Regions from separate parts of the Mus musculus genome. Here region 1 is linked to region 2. Evidence: chromatin loops called from intact Hi-C (ENCODE). Cell type or tissue: heart. All regions are shown on one strand. Links, peaks and the distances in the headings refer to the core of each region. The heading gives the core; the rest is flanking DNA.

Evidence for each region. A loop is a pair of places that touch in the nucleus more often than their neighbours do. Peaks named below come from ENCODE experiments on the same cell type or tissue, not always from the same donor. Only the 100,000 strongest peaks of a DNase experiment are listed, where the experiment ranks them.
Region 1: a loop joins it to region 2, with 3 times the contacts of the local background. A loop is called at or near these places in 5 of 42 quality-filtered maps.

Annotation. Positions count from the first base shown.
Region 1 is chr10:82,038,818-82,054,671 of GRCm38, forward strand. Zfp873 (zinc finger protein 873) reads left to right here and starts at 9,306. Exons shown (of 4, transcript NM_001319203.1): 1 at 9,306-9,412. The coding sequence starts at 9,410. It overlaps Gm46195 (a long non-coding RNA gene), which reads right to left and starts at 9,231. Exons shown (of 2, transcript XR_001779681.1): 1 at 9,072-9,231; 2 at 7,630-8,769. In heart, for the core only: no CTCF peak of the experiment used is centred there; DNase peaks (open chromatin) are centred at 9,294 and 9,544; H3K4me3 peaks cover 1,547 bases; H3K27ac peaks cover 1,234 bases.
Region 2 is chr10:81,635,239-81,651,092 of GRCm38, forward strand. It overlaps Ankrd24 (ankyrin repeat domain 24), which reads left to right. Exons shown (of 20, transcript NM_001374016.1): 5 at 450-514; 6 at 1,131-1,188; 7 at 2,831-2,901; 8 at 3,033-3,139; 9 at 3,323-3,510; 10 at 4,069-4,106; 11 at 4,618-4,698; 12 at 4,790-4,897; 13 at 5,530-5,574; 14 at 5,654-5,752; 15 at 6,738-6,810; 16 at 7,063-7,181; 17 at 7,279-8,655; 18 at 11,067-11,195; 2 more. The coding sequence ends at 11,939. It overlaps Gm10778 (predicted gene 10778), which reads left to right and starts at 13,831. Exons shown (of 4, transcript NM_001142963.1): 1 at 13,831-13,928. The coding sequence starts at 13,926. In heart, for the core only: a CTCF peak has its summit at 8,753 (motif pointing right); DNase peaks (open chromatin) are centred at 7,333 and 8,513; H3K4me3 peaks cover 2,279 bases; H3K27ac peaks cover 1,919 bases.

The sequences.
Region 1 (15,854 bases), core at 6,501-11,500, 400 kb after region 2:
TGGAATGGAATGGTCCCAGAATCTCAGCATCCCAGAGTGTGCATCCTTTCAGGGTTGTCTTTCTCGTCTTCCATTCTGCAATATACAAACCTTATAAGCAACACATAGCTCTGTAAAGACATTTGTAGGGGATATGCAGGGTACACAGATCAATTAAGGAAGATCAATAAATGAAGACAACTGCCTTTCTTTAGAAGTTAGCTTGATTACATAATCAAACTAAAATATAAATATCCATCTTAAAGGATGGTATGTAATAATAAGTCATGAGAATTTTGTACCTAATAAGAGTTATTGGCTGTATATATACATTTAAGTCTCAGCAAGTCCCAGAACTGTCACTGTGTACAGAGACATATACATCACCTACCTTATCTTGGCAACCTCTTTCTTGTCTGTAGCCAAGATCTTCAGGGGGTCTCCCTTTGTCATGTCTAATTTTTATCAACTTGGAAGGAACACATAGCTTTTTTTTTTTCTATGAAAATATAGGCATTACCTCTTCCCCAGTGTAACACATTTCTTGTCTTTCATGCTGATGTTAGAACATCCTTAAAATAAATAGGCTGGTTTAGTTCAGCAGTTTTTTTTTTTCCCACAATCCAGTTTCTTTCAGTAGCTGTAGTTTTTTGCTCATTAGCATTTAAAACGATTTAAGGGTAATAAAGCACTATCCATCTCTGGTGGTCTTTGTTGCCCCATTTTGTCTGGTAAGCGTCTCCTTTAAGGTATGATTAGGTCTTTCCACAATCGCTTGTCTTGTAGGATTATGTGATATGCCTGTAACATGTTTTATATTATAATATGTAAAAAACTGCTTCATCTTATCAGAGACACATGCCAGACTATTGTCAGCTTTAATTTGTATGGGTATTCCCATAATTTATGCTTAATCTTTTCAAGTCCCTAATTTTAATGACAGATCTTAAACACTTTAACCTCCCTGGTAGCCCACCACCCACCAGAGGTAGTAGGAAAGAAAGATACAGGGGAAGTGGACATGTTTAGAAGGGTTCTTTGGAGAAACTCCCATCTGTGTTGTATGGAAATTAGCAGTTCAGTTCACAGGTTAACAGGCAGTGGCAGCTCAATCCACTTGCAAACACTCAGATATACCAGCAGTCCAATTCAGTGTAGCAACAGCAGTGACACAACCTAGCAGATACAACGAGGCCTCCACCTTGGCTCAATTCAGCAGGAGGGACCAGCTGGAACACCAGGAGAAGTTATCAGCTGCGCCTCTCAGGGAAGTGAAGATCAGCAAAGACGTGAGACTCAAAATGTTGCAAAACTAGCTGTACCAGCAAGCCAACCTTTGTCTCTGTCTTGTCTGTTGAGTCCTATTTATACTTTCCAAACATCATGTGTCCTTGCCTCAGCATGTGTCTTACCTCAGCAGGTGCATCCAATCAGCCTGAGTTCCTGGAGTCCTCAAAATGGAGCTCAACTACAAAATGTAAGGTGGAACAATAAATGTGTGTGTTGTTAGCAAAGAGTCCTTTATCACGTGTTCTTTCACATGCTTGCTTTAGCAGAACATCCTCTCTCCTGTGTCTGCTTCAGCTAAACGTTCCTTCACGAGGCTGCCTTAGTCTTTCACACATGTGTCCACTTAAATGAAACATTCCTTCACATGTTTGCCCCAGCAAAACATCATCCAACTGACTTTCCAAGGAGCCCTTAAGTTTCCACGTCACATAATGGCCATAATTTCTAACAAATGTATAATTACAGAATCAACGAAGGCCGTTGCCCATTGAAATCCTGGATAAGTGTCTATAGTATGATGCACGTATTTCAGTTTACCAAATTCTATAAAATGGAACATATCCATTTGCCAAATGTCATTTCTTTGGGTCCCTTCAGGGTCCATTCCTATAGTTAATGAAATTTGGTTATATAATGAGAAAGTAGGACATTGTCTGACCATTTCCTTGGCTGTTGCCAAGTTATCAAGAGTTCTTTCTTTAAACCTTTGTTGTTAACATGGTGTTTTAAAAATGTAATTCTGAAGCCTCTAGTACACTTCCTATCAATAGCTGATCAATTTCATTGCTACCTTGTGCCAGAGGGCCTGGCAGACCTGTATGGAATCTTATGTGTGTTATATCCAGTGAATGACTCCTATTCCTGATTATTTGTTGTAGCTTAATAAACAGTGATATCAATTCAGAATCATCCTGAGTAAGTTCACCAGTTTCTATGGGTAAAACAACCCTTTCTTCATATTGAGAGTCAGTTACTATATTAAGAGACTCTTGAAAATCTGTTAACACCATAAGTATTGCATATAATTAATGCTCTTGAGCTGACTTATATGTACTCTCAACCACCTTATATCTTCTGACTTATATCCCGCCTCCGGATTTATTATCATCAGTGTAAAATGTAGGGGCTCCAGAAATTGGAGTTCTTTTTACTATAGGAGGGAGAATCCAGTTTGTTCTTTTTATGAACTTAAGTTGCTTGCTTTTAGTGTATTGGTTATTAATCTCTCCCAAGATACTGCATGCCCTTTGCCAATGTTCATCCTGTGTCTATAATGAGGCAATCTCTGCAGTAGTAAAAGGTGCCACAATTTCAGCTAGATCCATTCCCAATTGTTGAAGCCTCATTTTCCCTTTTAGTATTAATTCAGAAATCTTTTCTGTGTAGTTAAAAAAATTTCTTACTTTGTTTATGTGCTAGAAACATCCATTCTAATATACAATATTCCCTCTGCATAAGAATTCCTGTAGGGGAATGAGTAGAAGGTAAGATGACTAAGATGCAGGCCATTTTTTGCATCAAGATCTAGATGTGTATTCTGAAATTTCCTTTCTACCAGAGCTAACTCTTTCTCAACCTCAGTTGATGATTTCCTTGGGCTATTTAAATCTTTATTACCTTGTAAGGTTTGAAATAAATTGCTTAGCTCTTGAGTAGCCAAGCCAGTTAATTTCTCCTAGTAGCTTCTGAAAATCATAAAGAATCCTTAATTGGTTTCTTCTGATTTGCACCTTTTGATGCCTAACCTGTAGACTTATTCTATATCCTAGATAATTAATAGAATTTATTTTTTTCAGAAGCAATTTGCAATTCCCAGCTAGGCAAGTGTTTTTTCCTTTATCAAACAGTCCTTCCAGGATATTTATACCTGAATCAGCCAGTAGGATATCATTCATATAATGATAAATAATAGATTGAAGAAATTTTTTGAGCCATCTTCAATGGCTGTTGTACAAAATATTGACACAAGGTAAGGGTATTTAACATTCCTTGTGGCAGGACTTTCTAATGATATCTTTTTTGGGGGTGACCTCTATTGAAGGTAGGTACTGAGAAAGCAAACCTTTCCTTATCACATTCATGTAGAGGAATTGTGAAAAAACAATCTTTTAGCTCAATCACTATAATAGGTCATTCCTTAGGCAACAAGGAAGGCAATGGGAGTCCAGGCTTCAAGTGCCTGTAGCTTTTCTTTTGTCATAGACCATTGATCAATCCAAATGAGTTGGTCAGTTAACCACCTTAGTAGAAAGGCTGTTGGTGTTTTATTCGCAGTGGCTCCTTGATGTAAAGCTGAATTGTCAGCTCCTGCTGTGTCTTGTTTATGAATAGCCTGGGCAGTCCAAAACTGTCTTTGATAACATTCCTTAACTAATTTGATTTTTAAATTAGGAGCCTGACTGGTTTTGTGGCCAGCCTGTGAAACTGAAGGAATATTAATTTGTGTTTTCCACTGTTGTAACAGATCTCTTCCCCATACGTTTATGGCTGTATCAGCAGTGTACCTACCATTAATTTTCCCATCTGACCTCTGGCCCTGTACATTTAAGGCATCTGGTGCTTTGCTTTATTTGAGATAAAGTACCAACTCTTTACAATTGGATGTCTACTTCTTGAAGTGGCCAACCTGCAGGCCGAAAATCTGCAGAAATAATGGTGACATCTGCTCCAGTGTCGAACATTCCTTCAATTTCAATATTGTTTACAAGTATTCTTAGCTTGGATCTTTGATCCTCTATAGAAATTTGTCAAAATATTCATTTTTTGACCCCTTTTTAGGTTTTTTGAATTGTCTATAGAATTTGCCTCAACCTTGTTATCTCTTTTAATGTCTCTTTCAGAGCAGTGGTATTTAATGGTCCTGAGGAAGAGAACCTTCCTGTCTGGCACTGGGGCCCACAAGAGCTCCCTCCCCTGGGAGTTTTTTTGTTTCCCTATTTGTCTGTTGCTGATCTACAGTCCCTAGTCCAATGTTGGCCTTTGCCACATCTTTTACATATTTCAGGAAGCCTAGGCTTCCTTTTGGGATTTTTTTTCTCTGCAGTTTATTTTGAAATGACCCTGCTCACCACAATTAAAACATTTGAAATTTTGTGTTGTCTCAAGGCCTCTAGTGGCAGCTTCTCCTATTAAGGTCATCTCAGGTGAATGAGGTCTAACATCAACTGTTATATTCCAAACCTTTTTTTTTTTTTTTAATTTTTGAGACACGGTTTCTCTGTGTAGCCCTGGCTGTCCTGGAACTCACTCTGTAGACCAGGCTCGAACTCTGAAATCCACCTGCCTCTGCTTCCTGAGTGCTGGGATTAAAGAAAGGCATATCCCACCACTGCTTGGCTTATTCCAAACTTTAAAAAAATTACTTATTTATTTTATGTATGTGAGTTACACTGTAGCTCTCTTCAGACACACCAGAAGAGGGCATCAGATCCCTTTAAAGATGGTTGTGAGCCATCATGTGGTTGTTGGGAATCGAACTTAAGACCTCTGGAAGAGCAGTCAGTATTCTTTTTTTTTTTTTAAAGATTTATTTATTTATTATATGTTAGTACACTGTAGCTGTCTTCAGCCACTCCAGAAGAGGGAGTGCCAGATCTTGTTACAGATGGTTGTGAACCACCATGTGGTTGCTGGGATTTGAACTCTGGACCTTCTGAAGAGCAGTCGGGTGCTCTTACCCACTGAGCCATCTCACCAGCCCCGAGCAGTCAGTATTCTTAACTGCTGAGCCATCTCTCCAGCCCTGTTCCAAACTTCTTGAATGTATGTACTGAATCTCACATGGCAAAAAGACCAGTAAACGTTAAAAAAAAAAAAGATTTATTCACTTTACATCCCAATATCAGTCCCCATCTCCTCCCAGTACCTTCTCACAAAGATCCTTCCCCAGTTCTCTTTCCCCTTTTTCTCTGAGAACAGGGAGCCCTCTCTGGGTATCACTTCCCTCCCTGGCACATCAAGTTACTGCAGGACTAGTTTCATCCTCTCTTACTAAGGTCAGACAAGGCAGTCCAGCTAGGGGAACATCCAGCAGAGTTGGGTCCCCTGACCTTTATTGTCTGGCCAACAGCTCCCCTTGCCTTCCCAAGAAGTTCTGAGATCATCAGGATCATCCAGCCAACAACAGGGAAAATGAAATGCCTAAAGGATAGTGGAAAAACATAACAAGATCCAGGGCAGTACTAAAGCCCAGCTATCCTGCTACAGCAAGCCCTGGATACCCAAATGAAACAGAGGCACAGATAATCTTAAATCCAATCTTATAAAGATGACAGAAACCTTTAAAGAGGAAATGAATAAATCCCTCAAAGAAATCAGGGAAACATTCCAACAGTTAGAGGCATTAAAAGATTAAGCAGGCTGGAGAGATGGCTCAATGGTTAAGAGCACTAACTGCTCTTCCAAAGGTCCTGAGTTCAAATTCCAGCAACCACATGGTGGCTCACAATCATCTGTAATGGAATCTGATGCCCTCTTCTGGTGTGCCTGAAGACAATGACAGGAGAGTGTATTCATATACATAAAATAAATAAATACCTCTTTAAAAAAAAAAGATTAAGCAAACAAATATAATGAAATACAGGAAAATACAAACAGGTGAAGGATATGAATAACACTGTCTGAGACCTGAAAATGGAAATAGAAGCAATAAAGAAAACAGAAACTGAGGCAATCCTGGAGATGGAAAACCTAGGAAAGAGAACAGGAACTACAGACACAAGAATCACCAACAGAATATCAGAAATTGAATACAGAATCTCAGGCAGAGAAGATATGATAGAAGAACTCGATACATCAAACAAAATGAAAAATCTAAAAAGTTCATGACACAAAACATCTAGGGAATTTGGGACACTATGAAAAGATCAAACCTAAGAATAATAGGAATTGAAGGAGAAGATCCCGAGAGCAAAGGCCTAGAAAACGTTTTCATCGCCATCATTGAAGACTGAGATCCCTGTAAATGTACAGGAGAGTAACAGGATCCCAGGAAACTTTTAATGGCTGTGAGTTAGGGAGGGCTTTGTCTTCCTTCAGGGACACACTTCCAATGTCCCCTTTAAACATTTTCTTCATGCTGGTTGGTGATGGGAACACTTTTAATCCTAGCACTGATGAGGCTTAGTCTGGTAGACTTCTGTGAGTTCCAGGCCCTCCTCCTTCACAGAATGAGTTCCAGGGCAGCAAGAGCTTTCTTGAAAAAATAGGGAGAAAGCAAAAGAAAACGGAAAAATTTTGAGACAAGCATTTCCTTTCTCCAATTTTACAATTCATCAATCTCTGATAGAAGTAGATCATGAATGAACTAAACCCCCCACATAGAGATGGCATTTTATATTAGGTGGCCTACTAAATTATAATTTAGCAGATTAAGTACTCACTCATAGGGTAGGACACAGAAAACAGGAAACAAATAAATTAACTGAGAAGGAAACTATATTACAATGTACTTTCTCCATACCTTGTTTATGTCAAAGTCACTAAAAAAATGGAAATAAAAGCATGGGTTCCTAGGACATCCTTGGGCAGAAACAAGAATGAACTTCAAAAGAGGAGTCACAAATATATTAAGAAAAAACAGGCATGGAGAGTAGCAGGGCAGGGCAGGGCAGGGCATGATGTGAGGCGTTGAGACCCAGCTTTGCCTCTGTCTGCAGCCTTCAGCTCTCATGGCTGCTCACTGGTGGCACCTCTGGAGCATCCAGCAATCTCTTCCTTTGGTTTGCTTTGGATGTGTGCTTTCCCATGGTTGGCTCTTTAGGCTGTTGCATATTCACTAGAGCCTTCACAATGTGGAGGGTAAACAACAACATAAAAAACAAAACAAAAAACCAATGTGGAGGGTTAGGACCTCTGTTAATACCTGAATATCTTTTGGAGGCACATGACTACCAAAATATGCATAATTTCTGATAATATTCATTTTCTGGTATTATATTAAAGGCACTTTGTAAAAGGGAAGACCACAATATTGAAGGACATAAAAAAGGTTTAGAAGATGTAGAAGGTAATTTTCATGTGCAAGAGGATATACTCATGTACCTCTGAAGAAATTGTAATATAACCTGAAGTTTTAAGGAAAAGCTACAGTGTAAATAAGGCCAGCTTTGTGATGCTTTTTTTGTTTGTTTGTTTTTGTTTTTTTCTGGCTGTCCTGGAACTCACTCTGTAGACCAGGCTGGCCTTGAATTTAGAAATCTGCCTGCCTCTGCCTCCCAAGTGCTGGGATTAAAGGCATGTGTCACCACTGCCCAGCGTGATGCTTATTAAATTCTCATAATGCCACATACCCCAATGCCAGGTACCTGATCAATGTTTTGAGGGCATTTTTTCTAAGAAACAACACAAGGAAAGAATGCCTTAACAGATGTCACAATTTTAGTGATAGCCACATGAGAGCCATGTTGTACAACTGCCTGTCCATTTGGGTTCACACCATTCAATTATTGTAAAAGGCATAAGCATTGTTGAGTGTGTGCCTTAGTTACGGTTCTATTGCTATGAAAAAACACCATGACCATGGCAAGTCTTATAAAGAAATCTATTTAGTTGGGGCTGGCTTACATTGTCAGAGGTTCAGTCCATTATCATCATGGTAGGAGCATAGCAGTGAGCAGGCAGTCAAGGTGTTGAAGGAGCCAAGAGTTCTACATCTTGATCTGATTGTACCCAGTACAGGACAGGCTGTCTTCCCTAGGTAGCCACGAGGAGGCAGTCTCCCACACTGGATGAAGCTTGACCATAGGAGCCTCAACACCCACCTCGCTAAGTGCCACACATCTTCCAAGGCCATACCTACCCCAACATTGACACACCTGAGTCGTGCCAATCCCCATGGGCCAAGCACATTCAAACCACCACATTCCATTTCCTGGCCTTACATCCTTGTTTAAACACACAAGTCTATAGGGGCCATCATAGCCACAATGCAAAAGTCCCCATAGTATATCATAGTCTCAACAATGTTTAAAAGTCCAAAGTTCAGAGTCTCTTCTGAGACTTATGCAATCTCTTAACTGTAATCACCTGAAAAAAAATCTCAATCATAATGGAAATTGTGTATTTTCAACATCACAGGATGCACATGACCAGTCCAAAATTATAGTGAGGAAATACTGGACCAAAGCCAGACCAGAAATCAGCTGGGGAAACGCCAAACTCTGCATTTTCATGTCTAATCTCTAACTCCTTTCAGCTTTGGTGACTGAAACACAATTCTTTCTCTTGGCTGGCTCCACTTCCTATTAGCAGTTTTCCTTGGCAGGTATTCTATGGCTCTGGCATCTCTAATATAGTCTCCGAGGCAACTTCAACTTCACACCTTCTTGTTCCAATGTTGGGGATCCACACACATTATCTTCTGGGCTCCTCCAAAGGGCTTGAGTCATATCTCCAGCTCTGCCCTCTGTAGCACTCTGCGCTGTTCTTGGTGATCATCCCTTGGTTTTGGGCTCTCCAGTATGCTCTGGTCTTGTGCTCCAACTAGGCTCCATCAATAGCCTCTCAGGCAGACCAAGAGATCGGGAATGTAAAGGGTAGATGAAAAATAAAAATACATCCCCACCCCTAGGTAATCTAAATGGTTGGATTATAAAGGGAAGGGCCGCTGTGGGAAGCAGGGCTGTAGAAGTTCAGGGTAGGGTCGGGGCATGCCAGCCAACTCTGTAAGCAGTATGGACTGAGGGATGCAGGGAGAAGTTGACAGACAGCCTCTGCGCTGATAAAGTACCCACCTTAGTTTTTTATCCCTGGTTGTAGGACCTAACATTCTGTGCCCAGGAGGAAGAAGGGGAAATACCTACTGTGTGAAGGAGAAGTGCCGGAATGACTTTGCAATCCAGGCACAAGTTCAGCTGCAATGCCAATCTCCACAGCTCTGGGAAAGTTCTGTCCCTGCAAACCACTGTGCATTGTCCCTGTAAGGCACTCTTGACTCTAGAGTGTTAGCGCCTGTCACAGAGGCCTTATTAACCAATCAGAGCCTGGATTCGGACTGCCAGTCAGAACGGAGGCGGGCACTTCCGCCACCATGCTGCAGGTTTGACTGTGAGTCTTAGGGAAGCTCTTGTGGTTCTGTGTGCTGCTTTTTCAACTGCTGCTAGGAGCTGTGAGGAGAGTGGGTGAGCCCGGAATCCGCACCATGGTGAGCGGGGCCGCCGTCCCCACGCGGGGAGGATCTGCGGGAGCCCGGGGTGCGGGAACCGGCGGCGAGACGCGGGGCCCGGTGTGATTCCCTTTGTTCCCCCTGAGGTCCCCTCATCTCCCAGGCGGAGGCGGGACCTCTGATCGACTTAGTTCCCCTCTCTGCGCCTGCGTACAACTTGGGACGCCGGACCTGCTGTCCGCAAAGTGCAAAGCACCATTCAGTGCACGCGCATGCGCGGGTTTCACGGTAGCCAGATTTTCTGACTTGCAGAGCTCTAGTTTCTCTAGAGTCTTCTAGAAGTTCTTCACTTGGCATTTGCCATTCAGGTGTGGGCTCCATCTCCAGTGAATTCTGCGCAGGTGTAAAGTCTGTGCTATTAACACATTCGCATGCAGATGCCACCGTGGTCCAATCCCATGTGTAAGACCAGACTTACTGGGTTACCTACATTAACTGTGTTGCTGTTTCTGAGTGCTCTCTCGTGTTTTGTTGGTCTCTTTCTTTCTCAAACAGCACAGTCTTTATCGCAGGTGTAGGGTAACTTAGAAGCCAGACGGTGTCACTGTGCTGTTTATTCAGCCTTGTGTGTTCATGTTTTCTTTCATGCTGACCTTTTGTCATCGGCTTTCTGTCGTTCATTGCAGAAATCGTTAGACTCTTTAGTGGACGTTTGTTGAATCCATAGCTCAGATTGTGTCCTGCAATAATACTGAGACTTCTTGTCTACAATCTTGCAATTTCTCTCCTTTGATTGAATTCGTTGATTTTTTTTTTTTTATTATATATTTATAGTTTTGGCAACCGATATTTGTCCCACTTCTGTGTATTTCTGGCCATTTTATCCATGGTGACATATAAGAGATATGGGGATCTGTACTTTTAATTTACTACATTTGTTTCTTGTACACAAGTGTTTGGCTTTCTTGTATTTGTGTTTATCAGTTGGGTGTTTGGTGTCCATAGAAGACCAAAGAGGCCATTAGATGTCGCCACCAGGATCTAGGAATAATTTTTTACCACCATGTTAGTGCTGGGAACCAAACCCAGCTCTTCCACTAGAGCAGAAGTCTTAGTTGCTGAGCCATCTCTTCTGTCTTAAACTTGACAGACTTTGAAAAATTTGCATGTGAGTGTGCCCATTTCACAGGCTGAAAACTGAGGGTTAAGGTGATTGAGGTTTGTTAAAAGTCTTGTGTTTGGGAGTTGGGAGATGTCTCAGAGGTACTGTTTGAGACTCGGTCTGTTTGACACAAGCTAGAGTCAGACTGGCCTGTGGGCAAATGTGTAGGGTATTCTCCTGATTAATGATTGATATAATAGTGCTTACCCCACTGTGTTTGGTGCCACCATGGCCACCAGTCAAGATCATTTGTACTTTTGTGGCTAGGAACAATTGCTGAGGACCAGCCTCAGTTGTTTTGGGGTTCTTGAGAATGGGAGGATTGGACCAGTGTGAAGTCAAGAGTCTCAGGCAATGATGCAGGCTCAAGCTGACAGGTGACTCATAGTTGTTCAGAAGCTGAGCTCAGAGACAGCTTTCTGGTTTGTCTTTTCTTTTTCTCTCTGAGTTCATCTCAGGCTTTTATTGGTTACACACTTCCTTGTTATGCAGTAATACATAATCCAAAGCCTTTTCATTACTTTTCTCAAGCACATTAGTTTTTCTGAAAAACCTCATGTAACTATGCCACCAGAAAGCATAATGCACACCCAAAGACACAGTTTAGTGTCTGCTAAAGCAAGTTTTACATTAACCTTTATCTCTCAGAAAAAACTCCACATCACAGGTCATCTAGGCATGAACATATGGTTATAGCATTAGCATGAAAACAGAATGGTGCCTAAACAGGTCAGGATAATGTTAATATTTTTAACTTGTCTAAAACTTGCAAGATCTCTTTATTAAGATATATTCATTTATATATCTATTTCTACAGTACTTTCCAAACTTTTCTTCATATGCAATATTCATTCCTCTTGCAACTTCCCCTAGGGCTCCTTCACAAGCCCAAATCCTATCTCTTAAAACTTGTACTCTAATTTCCTTAGGCAAATGATGCCAGGGGAGTCAAATCATTATGTTCCTATCTTTCCAGGAAGGTCAGCTCACTAATCCAATAGATCCAGCTATTACTTCCTCTGTCTTGTCCCTTGTATTTTCTATGGACAGCCCTGCCCCTAGGCCCAGTGTTCCTTTTCCTTGCCTGTCCTCCTTGCTTCCTGAGGATCACCTATAGTACCCTCAGCTGTACCTCCAGCAGCAAGTCTGCATACACACTGCTATGCTTTCCACCATGAGGATAATGGACAAAGCCTCTGAAACCATTATCAGCCCCAATAAAATGTTGTCCTTTATAAGAGTTGCCTTATTCATGGAGTCTCCTCAGAGCATTAAAACCCTAACTAAGAAGTTGCTACCAGGGCCTGCGGTATTGCTGTGATAGGCCTGACCATGCTTTTGTTTGAGAGATGTAGATTTTGGGACTTTGGATTAGGAAAGCAGTGGAATGCTTTAAGTGGGATTTAATGGGCTAGAAGCATGGAAGACAGTGGTGCTGAGCATAATTTGAATTCTGGGTGCCTGGCTCAAGTGATTTCATAGGGGAAGAATTTTAATATGTTTTTTAGACATTGTCCTTGTGATATTTTGGTGAAGAGTGTGACAGCTTTTTGCCTATGTCTGAAGAGGCTGCTTGAGGCTAAGGTGAAGAGATTTAGAATAATTACTTTGGCAAAGGAAATCTCAAAACAGCCTAGTGTAGACTCTGTTCTGTGGTTCACTCTTAGTAAGAGAACATTTTACAAAGGAATAATATGAGCAAGGACAGATACTGAAAGAACCTAGTGGGGAAACCCCCACTCAACTCCCGATTCGGCGTGCACCCAAGAATCACGAACAGATCGTCTTGATGTAAAAACACGAGGTAGTTTAATGGTGGAACTCCGGGTCAAAATGTATCTCATGCAGGAGACAGTGGATTCGACCACGAGGCTTGGAAGCCAGGGGTTTTTATAGAAAAGGGGCTGGGACTGGGGGAGGAATTGGCGCAGTTTCACATGATTGGTTCATTTAAACATCAGCAGACTGTAAATGCAGATAACATTTAACTTAGGTCAGAAGGGCGGGAGATAGGGAGGCTCCAGGCCAGTCATTCTCTTTATCTTTATGGCCAAGCAGCCTCAGGAATGTCTTAAGGATGGGCCTGCCTGGGCATGTCCTGGCCTGTTCTGCTATGTTCTCAGCCCCAGGTTTCAAAGCTCACTAACAACTCTTTGGGCTATTTGACATAAATTACATGAATCACAGGTCTCAAGTTTTATTTTCTTTCAATACAAAATGTATGTTCAAGCATTAAAGGGGCACCAGGAAGTGGAATGGAGCTAAATCCTGTGTTCAAGCAGATAAATAGATTGAAGATATTAAGTGGAAATAAGGGAATGATGGACTCAGGCAAGATAGAACCTAGGTAAGCTTGTTGTTTATGCCTTTGTTGCTGTACGAGGCATAGTTATATCAAGTTAGGCATTATTTTGACATGGTTATTGTTTTCATTTAGACATAAATATGATTGTGTGTCACATTTAACAAGGGATGAGTTATGATATCTGTTTTCTTTTGTCAATGTGACAACATACAACGTGACCATCTAGAAATGGAGGGTATACCAGTGTCTCAGTTAGGGTTTTACTGCTGTGGATCGACACCATGACCAAGGCAACTCTTATAAGGACAACAGTTGGGGCAGGCTTACAGGTTCAGGATGTTCAGTTCATTATCATCAAGGCAGGAACATGGCAGCAAACAGGCAGGCATGGTGCAGGAGTAGCTGAGCGTTCTACATCTCCATCTGAAGGATGCTAAGAGAAGACTGGTTTCCAGGTAGCTGAGATGAGGGTCTTAAAGCCTATGCCCATGGTGACACACCTACACCAACAAGGCCACACCTCCGAATAGTGCCATTCCCTGGCCAAGCATAGTCAAACCATCACAACCAGTGCTCCAGATATTGAGGGAGAAAGATTGCATGCTTTGACCCAGATCTGGAGTCTGAAAGATAGAGGCTTTTGATATGGATTTTGAGGTGGGATGGCACTATTTTGATCCAGATCCACACAAGCCTTTAATCCAGATCTTGAGATATAGTGGCCATGCTGATAAAGAATCTATTAAGAAGAACTGAGGTCCAAGCTTTGTAGTACACACCTGTAATCCCATTATTCAGGAGACAGAGGCATGCAGATCTCTGAGTTCAAGGCTAGCCTGGCCTACAGAGCAAATTCCAGGTAAAGAAAAGGTTTAGGTCCAGGTGTGGCAGTATGTGTATTTAATCCTAGCCCTCAGGGGACATGTAGATTTGAGTTCAAGTTCAGCCTGATCTACAGTGAAAGTTCCAAGACAGCCAAGGTTAGGCAGTAAAGGAAATCATGGAAAACATAAAGCTAGTGAAGATGTAATTGACTGAAGAGGTCATGTTCCAGTACCAAGAAACAGCAGAACTTGGCTGCTTTGGCTTTAGAGCCAAGATAGGAGTTACACACTCTCCCTACCTGACTAAGGAAAGCTGCTGAGGCCAGGTGCTGCTGACCCTGAACGGAGGCCCAGAAAGGCTATTGCGTGAAACTGTGAAGTTGAAGTTTCCTTTGGAGACTCCAAGATGCTAGAGGTGCTACAGCCATAGATAGGATGCCTGCCAAGGAAAGGTTCTGAGAGGGAGTAAAATCAGCCCAAGAGATAGAAGTGTCTTGCACTTAACAAGGCAAAGGAGTTGGAGATCTGAAGAGCTCTTTGACATCAGACATGGCCGTGCAGACTTTGGAGTGTGCCCAGCTGGTTTTCAGTCCTGCTTTGGTCCAGTGTCTCCTCACTGTGCTCCTTCCGTATGCTTTGGTGTGCTAATGCATATCCTGTACTGTTGTATGTTGGAAGCATATGATTTACTTTTTGATTTTGATTCTATTGGGGATTACAGTTAAGAGATTGCATGAATGTCAGAAGAAACTTTTAACTTTAGACTTATAAACGTCGTTTTGACTTTTGGACTAGAAACATTTTGCATTATATTATGGCTACAAGTTTATTGAGGCCAGGGAGTGGAATGTGGTGGGTTGAATAGGTTTTGCCCCCATAGACTCAGGTGCTTGAATGTTTGGCCCATGGGGAATGTTTAGGGTTAGATTTTTTTCAAAACCTACTTTAATAATGGTTCTCAAACACTTTTAACCCCCTTAGGACAAGGGAATGTGGACCTTTTTAGAAGTAGTTCCTTGGGGCCATTCCAGTCTCCTTTGTCAGGATCAGCAGCAGTGGCACAATCTAGCAGAAACAGCCAGGCCTATGCCAAATCATCATGAGTCAGCAGGAGAGAGCAGAACCAGCTGAAATCCAAAGAGACGTTCTCTGCTGTGCTTCAACAAGTGAAGAGGTGCGACCAGTGAAGCACTGCACGGCTAGCAATGCAAGTACTTGTCACTGTCTGTTGGGACCTACTTATATGCTTTCCAATCATCACATGTTCTCTCGAGGGGCTTGCTTCAGCCAAACATCCCATGAGTCTGCATCACATGACAACTAGAATTTCCACTTCAAGAATGACACTTTTAGGAGGTGTGGCCTTGCAGGATGTGGTCTTGTTGAAGGAAGTGTGTCACTCTGGAGATGGGTTTTGAGGTCTCCTATGCTCAAACTCTGCCCAGTGTGCAATCAATGTGCTTGGCTGCCTGTGGAACATAGTATCCTCCTTGCTGCCTGAGATCAAATATAGAACTCAAGTGTGCCTCCATCATCAAGTATGCCTGTAAATTGCCATGCTTTTATGCAAGTTGCCTTGGTCATGGTGTGTCTTCATAGCAGTAAAACCCTAAGTCAGACATAGAGAAATCCCAAGATTAGGGGAAAATTGACTTTTCAGGAATAGACAGATGTAGAAACATAGACTGCATTTATATTAAGTCCCTTTAACATGTGACAGGTGGATCCAAGTCTTGTGACTTCTTTGATTCCCCGAAGCTTATGTGAATTTTTAGTTTACAAAAGGAGATATATTAGCATTACCATTGTTTTGACATCCACATGGTAGAAAAAGAAGTTAACAGGTGTCTGTAAGACAGCAGGAGCAAACTCATGCCTTTGGGTCTTTGTAAAAAACTATACCTTTAGGTTAAAAAGACATGAGTTTTGTTTTTTTTTTAAAGAGAGCCAGATATATATAGATTGGGCAGAGGTGTTTTAGTCTGATGAAAAGCATCTTTAAGTTATATCTAAAAGACTGAAAAAATCCTGAGCTTGTGAGTGAGAAATAAAGTCAGTGCGCCATCAAACCTTGAACTTCTGAAGTCTCACAGCAATAACGGCACAGTAGGGGAAAGAAATCTGAAACTTTGTTTTATTACTATACATTTTAAATCATTTTTGAGATCCTTAAAACTTATTTAAGTTTTT
Region 2 (15,854 bases), core at 6,739-11,738:
GAAGCTCACTGTCCACAGTGGGAGCTCACTGTCCACAGTGGGGCTGTAGCTCAGTAGGTAGGACATTCACCAAACATGAGGGAAATCCTAAGGTCTGTCCTCTGAACTGCTGGCGCACACCTGCCATCCCAGCACTTGTGTGGAAGTACGAGGATCGGGAGTTCAAGGCGATCCTCAGCTACATATGAACTGGAGACCAACCTGGGCTATATGAGAACCTGTTAAAAATAAAAGTAAAAGACCCCTTTGATCGCCGCACCAGATGGCAGAGAGATCCTGTGAGTTTTAGGATTTTTAAATTATTTCAAAAACAAAGATAGCAAATGAATATAGCAATAAAAAGCCCTCTGGGAACAGCACAGTTTTAAGAAGTAGCTGAGTTTGGACATTCAGGCTTGGGAGGCAGCTGAGAATACCTGGAGGACACGCCTCTTCTCTTCTCCCCTCAGGTTACAATGCCCTTCACCTGGCAGCCAAGTACGGGCACCCAGAGTGTCTGAAGCAACTCTTGGAGGTCCTGATGTCCATTCCCTGTCTATACTGAATTCCAGCTATTTCTCCAAACCCCAGCTGCTCCTGGTCCCCAGCCCTGCCTTGCCCCTTTGTTACAGCCATCAAAGTAGGGCTATCCGGAGGGCTGGAACATGGGTTCTCAGCAGAGGAAGATGGTAGAGGGGAGAAAAAGAGCCTGAGGGGCTGGAGAGATATAATGAATCTGCCAGGCACGGTGGCACACGCCTTTAATCCCAGCAATTGGGAGGTAGAGGCAGGCGGATTTTTGAGTTCGAGGCCAGCCTGGTCTACAAAGCCCAGGACAGCCAGGGCTATACAGAGAAACCCTGTCTCGAAAAACAAAAACAAAACAAAACAAAACATAATGAATCTGTGGGTCTCATTTGCCTCAAGCTTGATCTTTGTTCCCTGGGACGCACATGGAAGGAAAGAGCAACCTCCCACAGGTTATCCTCCACTCTCAGCAGTGTGCCCTGCCATATGTGAGCATGCACACACAGAAAGAAGGCCATAGAGAGTTACAGGAAAGACCCTGAGATAAAGCAGGGAGCAGGGGAGGGCAGGAGAAATCAGTCACTCCGGAAACAGAGATGACATCACCTGTCACTCCTTCCCAGGCTTCCTGCGTGGTGGACATCGAGGACAGCAGTGGGTGGACAGCCCTTCACCATGCAGGTAGGTGCAGCTAGATTCTCCCGAATTCAAGGAAGGCCCTCTACCAACGAGCTACATCCACAGCCCTCACTAGGGAACTCTAGGTGGGGCTCCTCCCTGACCACGCCCCCAGCCCCTCAGACCACGCCCCCCAGCCCCTCACTGGGATTCTAACAGGGACTCTACCCTGACCACGCCCTTAGTTTTTAAAGAATCTGTGTTCATGTGTCCCTGCGTGTGGCCTGTGGAAGTCAAAGACAATCTTAAGGTGTCATCATCAGGTACCCTCCACACCCTCTGAGACAGGGTCTCTCTCTGAAACTGGTCTTCACGATTAAAGCTAGGTTGGCTGACCAGTGAACCTTGGATCCCCCTGCCTCTGCCTTCCTGGTGCTGGGGTCACAGACATGCACTCCCATACCTGACTTATGTGAGTTTTGGGAATAAGGCGCAGGTCCTCAGACTTCCTAGCCCTCTCAGTATGTTGACATAGAGTCTCTCTCTGTAGCCTAGGCTTAACCTTGAAGTCAGGGTTCTACTGCCTCCGCCTCTGGGTTTTTGGGTGACAGATGTGGGCCACTGTCCCTATCTGCTTTGCTTCTTTTGACCTGAATGCAGTCCCCAACAGAACCAGGCCCTTTTGCCCATTGCACAAAGAAGTTAGGCACATGTACTAGTGGGGGAACCCTATTCCTTGGACCCCAAAGCCTAGTCCCTGGGTGTACAAAGTGGGGTGCCTAGAACCCTAATTCCCTCCAGGGTCTCCTGGGTGCCTTGATTGCAGATAGGTCCTCCAGCACACCCCTCAAACCCAGACTCCATCCTCAGAGCAATTAAGGACTTACTGGAGCCAGTGAGCACAGGGTCCAGGTTAGAGCCACCTGTCCCCAGGGACGGCACACTTGAATTTACTTTAGGGGTAAGGTAATTAGCCACTAATTCCCCAGTCAGAGTGGCACCACCAGGTGGTGTCGATGCCAATAGGGGATATCTTAACAATTAAGTTGCATTTATTCATTTATTGTGAGGTTAGGGACATCCTTGTCATGGTGCTTGTGTGACAGTCAGAAGGTGACTTTTAGGAGTTGTTTGTCTCTCCACCGGCTGGCTCCTGGATGTTGAACTCAGGTCACTTGGCAGCAAGCACTTTTACCAACTGAGCCATCTTTGAGACCCATTTTTTAATAAGTTGTTTTTATTTGATTTTACATTTTTGTGAAAAAATATTTTAAAAATGTGTATGAGTGTGGTTTGGTTGCATGCATGGCTGTGTTCCATATAAGTGCCTGGTACCATCAGAGGCCAAAAAGGGGTGTCAGATCCCTGGAACTTTTACATACATGAGCTGCCATGTGGGTGTTGGGAATTGAAACTGAGTCCTCTGTGGGAGTAGCCAGTGCTCTGTTGAGCCATCATTCCAGCTCTGAGGTTTTAGTTGAGGTATGGTCTCAATCTGTAGCCCAGGCTGGCCCCTAACTTGCAGCCATCTTCCATCCTGGGCCTTCCAGCTGCTGGGATGACAAATGTTAACTGCTATAATGTATAGTGAGTTCTAGGCCAGCCTAGGTTACAGACTAAGACACTGTCTCAGCAATAAAATTATAGTGTTCTTGGCAGGCAGCTGTCTCTCCCACCTACTCTTCTTTTTTCTTGTCTGTCCCAGCGGCTGGTGGTTGTCTGTCCTGCTCAAAGCTGCTCTGTTCCTTTAAGGCACACATGAACCCCCGGGACCGGGTGAGCTGCTGGGGTCTCATTGGGTGGGAGGTACAGTGTTATCCTTATGATAGATGCTCACCATGGGCAACACCCCAGGCATCATCTGCAAAGCACGGGTGAGACTCATGCCATTTCATCCTCTCTACCAGTCGGGTGCCACACCCCTCATCATAGCGGCTCAGATGTGTCACACAGATCTGTGCCGCCTCCTCCTACAGCAGGGGGCTGCCACAAATGACCAGGACCTGCAAGGCAGGTGAGCACTTCCCCTCTAGACCTTTCCATCATATGCTGCATGATTTGGGGCAAATATCTTGACCTCTTTAAGCTGGTGACCTAGTCACCTCTTCCTCCCTTCTCTTCCTGGCCTGGGTACAAAGACAGTTGTATGGTGTTGGGGACAAGCCTCTGTCCCCTCAGCAGCTCCTTTATCCCACAGGACAGCCTTGATGCTGGCATGTGAGGGGGGCAGCCCTGAGACTGTTGAAGTACTCCTGCAGGGTGGAGCCCAGTTGAGCATCACTGATGCACTGGGCCAGGATGCCACTCACTACGGAGCCCTGACTGGAGACAAACTCATCTTGCAGCTTCTACACGAGTCTGCACGGCGCTCTTCACCTCCCAGTGGTATGCAAGCCCTACCCTTGCTCTCCTAGGCAGTTTCTGGCCATCTCCTTATATGTTACTGATAGTTTCGAGGTACTCCAGTCTGCTGTCATGAACATTTTCATGCTTCTTAACTCAGGGCAGTTTCAAGAAGCCTCAGTGGTCTGAGGATCCACTGTGATTTTCTGGGTCATCCTTAGTATAGAGACTCTGCCTTTCCTAAGAGGTGGCACCCCACCCACCCACTCCAACCTGGAGCTCCAGTGCCCTGAGTCTCTGAGAGATTAAAGGTTCTCCCCACCCAGGACTCTACCCATAGGTCTCTCTACCTTACTGTCCCTTATTCAGAGGCTGGACTTTGTGGTGCCTGACTAGGAGACCAGAGCAGTTAGATCTGAGTTTGTGGTTAGCCTGAGGTACAGAGCGAGACTCACAGTATGAACAAAAGAAGCACTAATGCTTTGGAAGCTTTGAGAGCCTGTGGAATACCTTGGGTTGGCCAGTGACCTTTCTGAGAACTGAGAACTGTGTGCTGAGAACTGGGAACTGTGTGCCCGACTGTTTCCCCTCTCTCCCCAGCCTCTCTAGAGGAGGACTCCGGAGAGGCCTCATCCCAGGTAGGAATCCGGAATCCGTGAACGTCCCCAGTGCTATGCACCACTCACTGTCCCCTGACCTACAGGAAGAGACAGACCTCTATGTACAGAGTTCTGTCATGGCCCCTATCCAGGATCTGTCCCTGCTCAGTGGCAGTGACACGAACACCAGCAGTCCTGCACACTAGGGACAGTGGATCTGGGACAGGTGACTGAGGACTGGGGTTGCTAAGGGCTGCTTCAGGCAGAGCAAGAGCGGGCCTGGCCACTTTCCACATTCCTGCCCTGGGTCTGCTGTGTCTCAGGCTTCATGGAGAATAGAAAATGACATAGAAGCCGACAGAGCCAGGGAAAGTATAAAGTACCAACAGCGAACCGTACGATCTAGAGTAAGTGGGAAGACACGGGGTCCTTCACAGTATGGAGGAGGCAGGGGAGCTGAGGCTGCTGACAGCAGCGGGTGGTCACATTGTATCCCCGAAGTGGATCCTGGCCCTGTACCCATGTGCTACACCCCCTCTGCCCATACCAGAACTCAGTGTCAAGCCATGAGAAACAAGGAGCCCCCAAGAAGAGGAAGGCACCCCAGCCTCCAGCCAGCACACCAGTTCCTGTAAGAGTTGGGGGGAGCCTGTGGCAAGGTGGGATTCTGCTAGCTCTAGAGACTTTACCTAAAGTGGTGTCCCCTGATGGGGAGGGGACAGGACGATCGGGATGCTTATGAGGAGATTGTACGCCTGAGACAAGAGAGAGGCCGGCTCCTGCAAAAGATCAGGGGCCTGGAACAGCACAAGGAACGGAGGAGGAAGGAGGTTAGGAGGCTGCAGCCCTGCAGTCTGGAGCAATTCCCTGGGATATCATACCACCTACCTTCCTATCCTTCCTTCACCCTTTCTTCCCCACTGTCCCTTTGCTCCTGACATGCAGCCCCCTCACTGGCCTTTCAACAATGCAGGCTCTGTTCAGCCCTAGGGCCTTTGCCCATGGTGTCTGCAGTACAGAATTGCTGTCTCTCCAGCTGTCCCCAAGGCTCCCTTTCTCCAACATCTCCCCTGCCACCATATTTGAAATTGTATGCTTCTTTCATTTCACCAGAGCACTCTACCACTCAAAGGCATGCTCGTGAGGGCAGGCTTGCCCATAAGGGCAGGCTCAGGTGAAAGTGCTGAGCTCAGAGTGGATGAATACTGGATGAGGAGTGGCCCACGGTGAGGAATGAGTGAACGCATGCATGCATGAATGAATGAATGGCCCTGCACAGGATCTGCTACACAGCAGGCAATGTACCTAAGCGCCCTGGGTGAAAGAACAGAATGGGGTCTGACAGTGTGAAGGATCGGTCAGAGTGGCACATAGTAGGTGCTCAGTGTACATGGAAAAAAGCCATGGCTACCAGACACTAGGTGGTAGGTGGCTGTCCAGTCCCAACCACTTCTACCTGCAGCCCCTGGAGGCGGAGGCCAGCTCAGTGCACAGCCTGGAGAGACAGGTAGGTGAGGAGGGCACAGCCAGTGTTTGGGAGGGTCCAGTGTCCTGAAGTCCTCAAGTGCTGACCTAGGCCTCTGTAGGTGCAGGAGCTGCAACAGATGCTGGCGGAGAAGCAGGAGGAGAAGGAGAGCCTGGGCCGGGAGGTGGAGAGCCTGCAGAGCCGTCTGTCCCTGCTGGAGGTGGGTGGGGCTTGGGAGTGCAGAGCCACAGAAGGAAGGTCCCTAGGGATTAGGGCGTTGCCTTAGGGGCAGGGCAAGAGGCTGGGTGGGGTGGAGCTTGGAATGGCCAAAGAGATGTAAGGAAAAGCAGGGAGTGAATGTGGAAAGAGGCTTTCATCAAAGTGTGTCCTGCCAGTGTTGGGAGGGGTAAGGGGTGGGGTCCCAGCATGGGTGAGGAGTGTGGTAGAGTGTGGCCAACTCTGACATGCCAGAACTTCACCTATGCACCATGGTGCATCCATAATGTCCCAGCCACACATGACTTCCATAAAAATCACACACTTATCAAGACTTCTGCAAACACACGCACCCATGCAAAGATTCTAGCCCCTCTGACACACACATCACAATCACACGTGCCCCAAACATATAAATATACCAGTCACACACAGGCCACAGCCCTCACACAGACACAGACACCCACACACTGCTCAGAGTGTGCAATTAGAGTTGGTGATATAGACCAGTCAATAAAGAGGTTGCTGCCAACCCTACTGACCTGAGTCCACTCCCCACATGACAGAAGGAGAGAACCAATTCTTCTGACTGCTGACTTGTACTGTGGCGTGTGTGCACATCCTGCAGGCACACACAGAATAAGTGTGATAAAATGTCCCTCCAAGCACACCATGGCACAGACATACACAGAGATGAGCATGTATTTGGGGATGTGCTGGGATTCAAGCCCAGAGCCAGACTCTGGCCAGAACATCCCTCAGTGATGAGTGCTTGCCTAGCATGTGTGAAGGCCCTGGTCCATACCTGCATCTCACTAGAAGGTGGAAGGGCCATTTGGGTGCTCAGCAGACACAGACACAGCCAGTTTGGAGCTGACCCCCAATCCCGCTGTTGTGTGGATATATGGACATTGTCAGTTTGGGAGGACCTAAAGTCTCTTGTCAGTAAGGAGCAGGGTCTGAAGGTCTACTTTGTGCTGGACTCCTAGAATGAGAGAGAAAACACAAGCTATGATGTAGCTACCCTGCAGGATGAGGAGGGTGAGATGCCTGACTTCCCAGGTGAGATCTGCCCCTCCACACACACACACACACCCTCCCTGCTGCCTACCCGGGATTCTGAGGGGTGGATGGCCATGTGGACACAAAACCACGACCATGGCCTTCCATGGAGGAGGCACATGATGCCAGAAGGGCACAGACACTATGATCCCCACCTGCCTGAGGCAATGCACCTCCCCACTGAGCAGTTCCTGACTGTCCCTCATGGCATGTGTCCCCAGCCTGACTCTGTGCTGTTCTCAACCTTGTCAGGAGCTGATGCACTGATGCCAAAGAACCAGAGTCCATCAGCAGAGGAAATAGTTGCTTCCCTACAGGAGCAGGTGGCTCAGCTCACCAGGCAGAACCAGGAGCTGCTGGAAAAGGTCCAGGTGGGGAAACTGAGGCAGTGGACATCTCTGCAGACCTCGGGGTGGGCAGGGAACATGGTGAGCCCACCTCTTAGCCTGCCTGCCTCCCCACCCCCAGATCCTTGAGGAGTTTGAAAAGGATGAGGCGCAGATGGCAGAAGAAAGTCAGGCCGAGGTCGTCCCCCTGGTCTTGTATGAATCCTTACGGGCAGAGCTTGAGCAGCTTCGGAGGCAATACACAGAGGCCATGCATTCGCAGCAGCAGCAGCAGGAGGGGGAGCCACCCAGGGCTCAAGAAGGAGAAGAGACAGCATACCAGGAAATCAAGGATAAGGGAATCACTATCCAGAATGGACCCAGCGTCCCAGACCTCAACGGCACCACATATGCAGAAACCAAAGCAAATGGAATGGAACTCCAAGCAGGAGGCTCCAAGGGTGTCTGGAATACTGAAGCAGGGGTTTCAGAAGCAGCACCCATAGAACCCGAGGCTGCAGGTTCAGAGGCCACGGGGAAAGACAGACTGGCAGCCAAGGAAATGGACACTAGTGCTACTATGGCTGAGGCCCTAAATGTGAAAGCTCTAGGTGACAATGCCGAAAGTGAGCCAGTGGCTGCCGAAGATACAGGAGGAAAAGAGAATCCAGGAATGAAAGCTGATGAGGTGGATGTGTTGGCACAGGCAGGGCTCACAGGTACAGTGATTAGAAACATGGAGGCCATCGGAGTGCGGGATACAGGAATTCAGGCCACAGGATTAGAGGCTAAGGCAGTGAAGACCACTGGAGTGCAGGCCACAGTGGCGGAGGTCATAGGAGTGAAGGTCACAGGAGTGCAGACCACAGCGATAGAAGCTATAGGAGTCAAGGACACCACCCAGGTGGCCACAGGAGCGCAGGCCGATTGCTGGCAGGCCACGGAGGCAGACTGCACCGGAGCGCAGGACACAGCTATGGAGCCCACGGGGGCACAGGCCACTGTGACAGAGACTACGGAAGCCGAGACCAGCGGCACGGAGGACCCTTGCGCTGCGATCCTGCACCCGGGGGCGGCGGCGGCGGCGCTGCAGGCCGAGCTGGAGACCCGGATCCGCGGTCTGGAGGAGGCGCTACGCAGAAGGGAGCGGGAGGCTGCGGCCGAGTTAGAGGCTGCTCGGGGCCGTTTTGCAGAGGCTGAGGAGGCGGCGCGGGGGCGGAGCCGCGAGCTAGAGGCGCTTCGGGAATTGCTGGCCACGGCCACGGCTACCGGCGAGCGCGCACGCACAGAGGCCGCCGAGTTGCGCCAAGCGCTAGCTGCCTCCGAGGCTCGGGTCGCCGAACTCAGCTCTACCGTGGACGCCGCTCGCGAGGAGCTGGAGCGCATGCGCGGGGCCTCGGTTCCTGCGGACGAGCACGAGCACGCGCTGAGCGCCCTGCGCGACCACGTGACCCGGCTGCAGGCGCAGCTGGCGGACCTGGCGCGCAGGCACGAGAAGACTAGCGCAGAGGTCTTCCAGGTGAGCGCCTGCGCCAGGCTGTCCTTTCAGAGGATTTCCGCGTGGGCCTGGGCGTCTGCGTGAATGTCTATCACATATACGCAGTACTCCGGAGGCCAGAAGAGGGCGTCCGATTTACTGGATGTTGGAGTTACAGACATGAGCCACCGCGTGGGTGTTGGGAACTGAACCCTGGTCTTCTGCAAGAGCAGTGATCTAACCCCCTTTGCTATTTCTCCAGCCCATAGTATTTCTATTTAGTTTTAATTTATTATTTTCTATGTGGTGCACACACATGGCATGGTGGGAAAGTCAGATGGCAGCCTGTGGGACACAGTCCTCTCTTTCTCATGTGGATCCTGAGCACCAACCAAGGCTATTAGGCTTAGCTGCAAGCACCTTTACCCTGAGCCATTCCCGAGCCCCCTGGTCTGTGTGTGTGTGTGTGTGTGTGTGTGTGTGTGTGTGTGTGTGTGTTTTGTTTTGTTTTTATAGCAGAGACTTGTGTGGTTGAGGCTGATTTTGAAAGCCTGATCCTTTAGCGTCTACCTCCCAATTAGAGGGATGATAGGTGTAGCATCAGTAGGACCTGTTTACACAGAGGTGCATGTTGGGCCAGCTCTCTACCCACTGAGTCCCATCTGAGTTGAAAATTTTGTTTTTGCCAACTATATTGTGTGCCCATAGCTTCACAGTGAGGCCCTGTCTCAACAAAACAAAACAAAAAAAGCGAACAAACTTCCTTAGAAGGGATTGTGTGTGTGTGTGAGACAGTTTTCGTTCTTGCTTTGGCCTTGAAGTCACAGTGTAGCTTTGGAACTCCTGATCCTCCTGCCTCAGCTTCCCGAGTATCTGGGTCACAGGCTTGCACCACAAATGAGGCCACCAGGGCACAAAGAGGCCTAACCAGCTGTCCAGGGACAAACAGCCAGTAGCCAGTGGCTCTTGGCAGGACCGGGATGTTACCAGGGTCGGGTGGGAATCAGAACCTTCCTTGAGGTGGAATGGTATCAGTTCAGCATGGAAGGGTGGGAAGAGCCGAAGGATCCAAGCCACTTTGGGGTCTAAATGTCCCGAGAGTCACGCATGGGCTTGGGCCACAGGTGCAGCGTGAGGCATTGTTTATGAAGAGCGAGAGGCACGCAGCCGAGGCCCAGCTGGCCACGGCCGAGCAGCAGCTCCGGGGGCTTCGTACAGAGGCCGAGAGGGCGCGCCAGGCCCAGAGCCGTGCCCAGGAGGCCCTGGACAAAGCCAAGGAGAAGGACAAGAAGGTGGGTTCCCTCCTTGCTCACTGTTGGTGTCCACTAACCCGAGATTACACAAAACTGAAGAACCTCCCAGCCAGCAAGGGCTTGAGAATTTAGCCCATTTCTCACATGTGAAACTGAGTCCCAGAGAAGGAAGAAAGTCTCAGCAGATTCACTTTTGGTGTTGATATGCAATGGTAACCATGGTAACAGATATCCAGCCTGTAACGTGTTCTCTAATTATCCCCATTTGAAGTAATATGCACAGAGAGGTGATACCACTCCGACAAGGTTACATGGCCACGAAATGGGTCATAAGCTGGGATTTGAACCCATTTACATATTTAAAAATGTTTAAAATGACACATATTTATTTATGTTGGACTTGGAGCATGCATGTGTGGTCAGAGGACAACTTGCCTGAATCCATATTGTGCAAGCATGTGGGTCCCAGGGATTAAACTCAGGTAGAGAGACAGGCTTGGCAGCACGTGTCTTTACCCCTGAGCTGTATCATTGGCCCCCAATTGTATCTTTTTGTGTATGCCCCTTGTGTGCATGTGCATGCGTGGAAGTCACAGGTCAATGTTGGGCATCCCATAAAATGAGATAAAAATCCTAAGTTGGCTTTATGGGTTGCTGGGTCTGGCCAGGCAGCCCCAGGCCCTGTTTTTTTTTCCAAGGTGTGCCAACACAGGCCTTAAGATAAGGGGATGCAGGGTGTTTTCTATGAAGAACCAAACCAAAACAAAAAACTGTATTTATTGACCTGGAGGCTCCATAATGTCTGGTCCCTGTTTGCTGTGAACAGACATGGCTGTGTAACAATAAAACTTTATTAATAAGTGTCATATGTGATTTGGAATCCCTTCAGTGGTCACAAAATAGATCTTTCTTTGGATTTCTTTTTCTCCAGATATTTAAAAATATGAGGAACATTTTAAGCCCTGGGCTGTATAAATACAGAGTTTTTTGGAATGTTCTCACAGCATTCGGAATTCTCCTCAAATGAGGGGATTCCTGGACTGTGTTCTGGCAAGCACCAGTGTGGTCAGAGGCTGAGTCAGCTCAGCTCCTGGCTCGAATCAGTGACCCTGTGCCAGGCTGCCCAGGAAAGGTGCCAGAGGTTCCTGGTCCCTGCCTGGCTCGGCATGTTCACTCACAGGGTCCCCTCCCTTTTGCCAGATCACAGACCTGTCCAAAGAAGTCTTTACACTGAAGGAGGCTCTGAAGGTGCAGCAGTCCACCCCAGCCAGCTCCAAGGAGGAGGAGGCTCTGCGCGGCCAGGTGACAGCCCTGCAGCAGCAGATACAGGTACTGGCTCTGTATATGGGGCAGGGGTGATGGGAGCCATAGACAGAGCAATCGGGGTAGAGGTGGGGGTGGCTGGCAGGGTACAGGCTGGGCAGGGGACCTCAGACACTTCCCGAGGCAGTCACTAGCAGCCACTGGACATGGGGTTTTGACTCTGTGGGCGTGTCTCCCTCTAGATGGGCTTCCCTCCCTTTCCATTCCAAGCCCCCTTCTCTCCTTCCCTTCCCTCCTGTTCCCTTCCTCCTTCTCCACCTCTCTTTTGTGGCAGGGTCTCAGGTAGACCAGGCTGACCTCAAATTCACAATGTACACAAGGATGACCTTGTACCTCTGATATCCCCATCTCCCGTGTGTCCACAGGAGGAGGCCCGGGAGCATGGCGCTGTGGTGGCTTTATACCGCACCCATCTCCTGTATGCCATTCAGGTGAGTCCTCTGCCTCCTGACTCCAGTCCAGCTTTATTGATCCCCTGACACTACCTGGGCCTCGGTTTCTCCTTCTGTTCAGAGCCAGCCTCATGGTTTCTGGGAACATCCCTGTGCACTGACTTATTTCTTGGGGGCATTGATACCCTGGGTTTGAATAGACAGATTTGCAAGGGAAAGGGTAGCATCTACCAGAAGCATCAGGGTGTGACTCTGCCTCTGTCATCTCCCACCTCACCAGGGACAGATGGATGAGGATGTACAGTGCATTTTGAGCCAGATTCTGCAGATGCAGCGGCTTCAGGCTCAGGGTCGCTGAGGACACAGCTCAACTGTTCAGTCTCCATCCTTCACCTCTACAAGCAGAAGCCACAGACACCATCTTCCCCAGCTCCCAGGGGATGAACAAGATTCAACACTCAATGGGAGACCAGCCTGGGGCCTTATCGATGGTGGCCAGCTGACCACCCCACACTCCCTATAGTCTGTTCCTCTGATTCCCAGCACTCCCCATTTGATATATTGGGAACCCTGATATGCCACCTACATCACAACCCCCACTCAGGAGGACAAGCTTGGTGTGTGTATGTGTGTGTGTAAAAGGGCGGGGGGTGGGGTGGGGCAGGAATACCCAGTGTGACACACTGGGTAAGGGCAGCTATGGGGCAGGGGACTCAGGACACAGTTTGATCTTCTGGTTCCATAACACGACTATGGCAATAAATGTAAGTGCAATGTAATATTTAAAGAAACCAAGTCGCAAGAGTTGTGTCTCTCTCGGGTGGAAATACACCTAGGAAGGGGTGGGAGTGTGGTCAGCAGTGGAACCCTGTGACCACTCTAGAGGTGGTGGGGTCTGGGATGATGGAGTTGATAATCGAGGCAGACTAAAATCTCATGCAATAGGCATCTTTATTCAAAGTCTCAGACAGTGTATGCTCTCAGGTTTACGAAAGGTTGCATGAGGACAGGCAGGGCTACAACGAAACCCAACCTTGGAAAAACTGAGACAGAGAGAGAGAGAGGGAGAGGGAGAGGGAGAGGGAGAGAGAGAGAGAGAGAGGAGAGAAACATGTTTTCCCTAGAAGCAAAACAGTTTCTTTGAATAACAGCAGCAAGTCATGTAATCTGAAGTAAATGCCAGGAGGAGCATGAACACACTGAGGCCGCAAGACTCTTGTCTTGTTTCTGAGTGTTCCCACAGCATTCGGGAATCTCCTTAAATGACTGGATGCATGGACTGTGTTCTGACAAGCAGGAGCCTGCTCAGCTTACACAAGACCTATGACGCCAAACTAATTTTCTTATTTTCTCTTTCTCTTTCTTTTGTCCTTCCTTCCTTCCTTCCTTCCTTCCTTCCTTCCTTCCTTCCTTCCTTCCTTCCTTCTCTCTCTCTCTCTCTCTCTCTCTCTCTCTCTCTCTCTCTCTCCCCCTCTCTCTCTCTTTCTCTGAGACAGGATTTCTCTGTGTGGCCCTGGCTATCCTGGAACTCACTCTGGATTCAAAGTTACAGAGGTCCTTCTGCCTCTGCTTCCTAAGTGCTGGGATTAAAGGTGTTCAAAACCATCAACTGCCAATGCCAACCTTTTTTTTTTTTATTTTTGGTCATCTTTCCATCCCAGATTATCACCCTGGAACCTCCCCTTTGGGACCTTAATTTTGGATGTTTTTGGTCTCAGACCAAGCTGGTTTAAACTTTTGATGCCCTGCTTCCACCTCCCAAAAGGTGGCATGAAAGGCCATTGCCATCACAGAAGGCTGGGCAAGTGTTAATATTTGGCCAACAGTATACAACTGAGAGAGATGTGAGAAATCTTAATTGTGCCTGAATAAAATTGAGGATGCCTGGTGAATATCAATTGGGTGGCTTAAATTTGACCTGAATGGGTTGGGCGTCATTCAGCTGTGAGCAGAGGGACCACACAGTGCACATAGAGTAACGATCTCTGTGTACTAGACACCCTATGACTACCCGAAGAAGTGCCTACTGTGTGCAGGAAAAGTGCAGGGACGACTTTGCAATAGGGTGCAGGTTCTATGGTCTGTGCCTGGGGTGGAGCCCAGGGTTGGGAACCACCGTGTTGAGTCCCTGAGGGCTACTCTGTCCCTAAGGAAGATGCTCCTGTCACTCAGGCCTCATTAGCCAATCAGAGTCTCGAGGCAGCTGAGTGGAGGCGGGAACTTCCGGTCCGCCATTCTCAGGTTTGACTGCGAGTCTGAGGGAAGCTCTAGTGTGTCCCGTGCTTTGAGCTGTGACCGGCTACTAGGAGCTGTGAGGAGAGCGGGCGAGCTGGGGATCCGCGCCATGGTGAGCGGGGCCGCCGCTCCCACGCGGGGAGGATCCGCGGGAGCCCGTGTGGGTTGCCCAGGGGTGCGGGAACCGGCGGCGTCCGGTGTGATCGCGTTGGTTCCCGAGGTCTCTGCACCTCCAGGCGGAAGCGGGACCTCTCTCTGACTCCGTTCCCCTGGCTGAACCTGCGCAGAGCATGGGACGCGGGAGTCGGTGCTTGGGAAGTGGTCACGCACGCGTGGCTTTCCTCCTCAGGAAAAGCAGATTTTCTGACAGGCAGAGCTCTAGTTTCTCTGTGTCCTCTAAAGTTCTGCACCGGGCACTTGACATTCGGGTGTAGCATCCATCGCAGTTAACTGCACAGTGTAAAGCCTGTGTCATTAACACATTCGCGTGTGGATGCCACGATGGTCCAGTCACGTGTGTTAGTAAGGCCAGACTCACTGTGATTCCCTGCCTAAGTTGTCCAAATCGACCGAATAGTAATTGTGTTTTTGTCCTAAGTGTTCTCTCATGATCTGTCGGTCTCAAACAGCACAGTCTTTATCGCAGGTGTAGGGTAATTTAGAAGTCAGACGGTGTCACTGTGCTGTTTATTCAGCCTTGTGTGCTCATGTTTTCATTCATGATGACCTTTTGTCATCGGCTTTCTGTCGCTCATTGCAGAAATCGTTAGACTCTTTTACTGGACGTTTGTTGAATCTATAGCTCAGATTCTGTACTGAAATAATATTGAGACTAATTGTCTACAATCTTGTCTTGCAATTTCTCTGTTTTGATTGAGTTCCTTGATTCTTTTAATTATAAAGTTATAGATTTGACTACAGATATTTGTTCCATTTCTGTGTATTTCTGGCCAACTTATCAATTGTGATGTATAAGTGATATGGGGATCTGTCTTCTTTATTTACTAAACTTCCTTCATGTGCCTGTGTTTTGCTTCCATATATTCATCACTTGGGTGTTTGGGGCCCATAGAAGACAGAAGAGCCCATTAGATGTCCTCCACTTTTTTTTTTAAGATTTATTTATATGAGTACACTGCAGCTGTCTTCAGACACACCAGAAGAGGGCATCAGATCCCATTACAGATGGTAGTGAGCCACCATGTGGTTGCTGGGATTTGAACTCAGGACCCCTGGAAGAACAGGGTTTGAACTCTTAACCACTGAACCATCCCTCCAGCCCTCGAATCAGCTTTTTTATTGGCAGGCGATGCTTCTATAGTGCACAAGCAAGTCCCTTACAGGCCACAGGAACTCTTGTAAAGGAGCAATTGCTTACCATCTCAGAGGGTTAGTCCATCATCGCCACTGTGGGGAGTATGGTTGCACATGGGCAGACATGCTGTGACAGGTCTCAGTCCAGATCAGCAGGTAGCAAGAACAGAGACACTAGGCATGGCTTGAGTCTAGTGTGAGGTGTGTAATTTTGGTTTCTTTGAAAATACACAGAAATGTTATGGGAATATGGTTTTATTTTAATTCCAGGTGCAGCGATATGGGAGTGCTTCACAGCAGGTGGCTAGGATTTGCTTCATGCTTTAGCAGGGGTGTGATTTTGGCAGCTGGAAATAGTTTCTGTGAGTGTGTAATACTTGGAATTCTGGCAAGTTTTCAGAGAAGATAAAAATACTAGGGCCTCAAGAGGTGTGTGGCTGGTCGGTCCTTGGATAATGTTGGTTGCAGTTGATCACAGTTTGTCAAGTAGTTGTGCACAAAGAAATGAGAAGAAGAAAGTAGATATCCTGCTTCTGAAGACCAAAGAACTTGCTCCAAAGAATCCGATGCCCCAGTCAGTGGACAGTAATGTCATGCTGATGATGCCGTCTCCCTCTGTTCTTCTTTCTCTACTATCTAGTGTTAGAGAAGGGTGGAAGCCAGAAAGGAACCTACAAAGTAGCAAAGGCTGGCTACACGTGGGCATTTAGAACTTCAAAGCCCA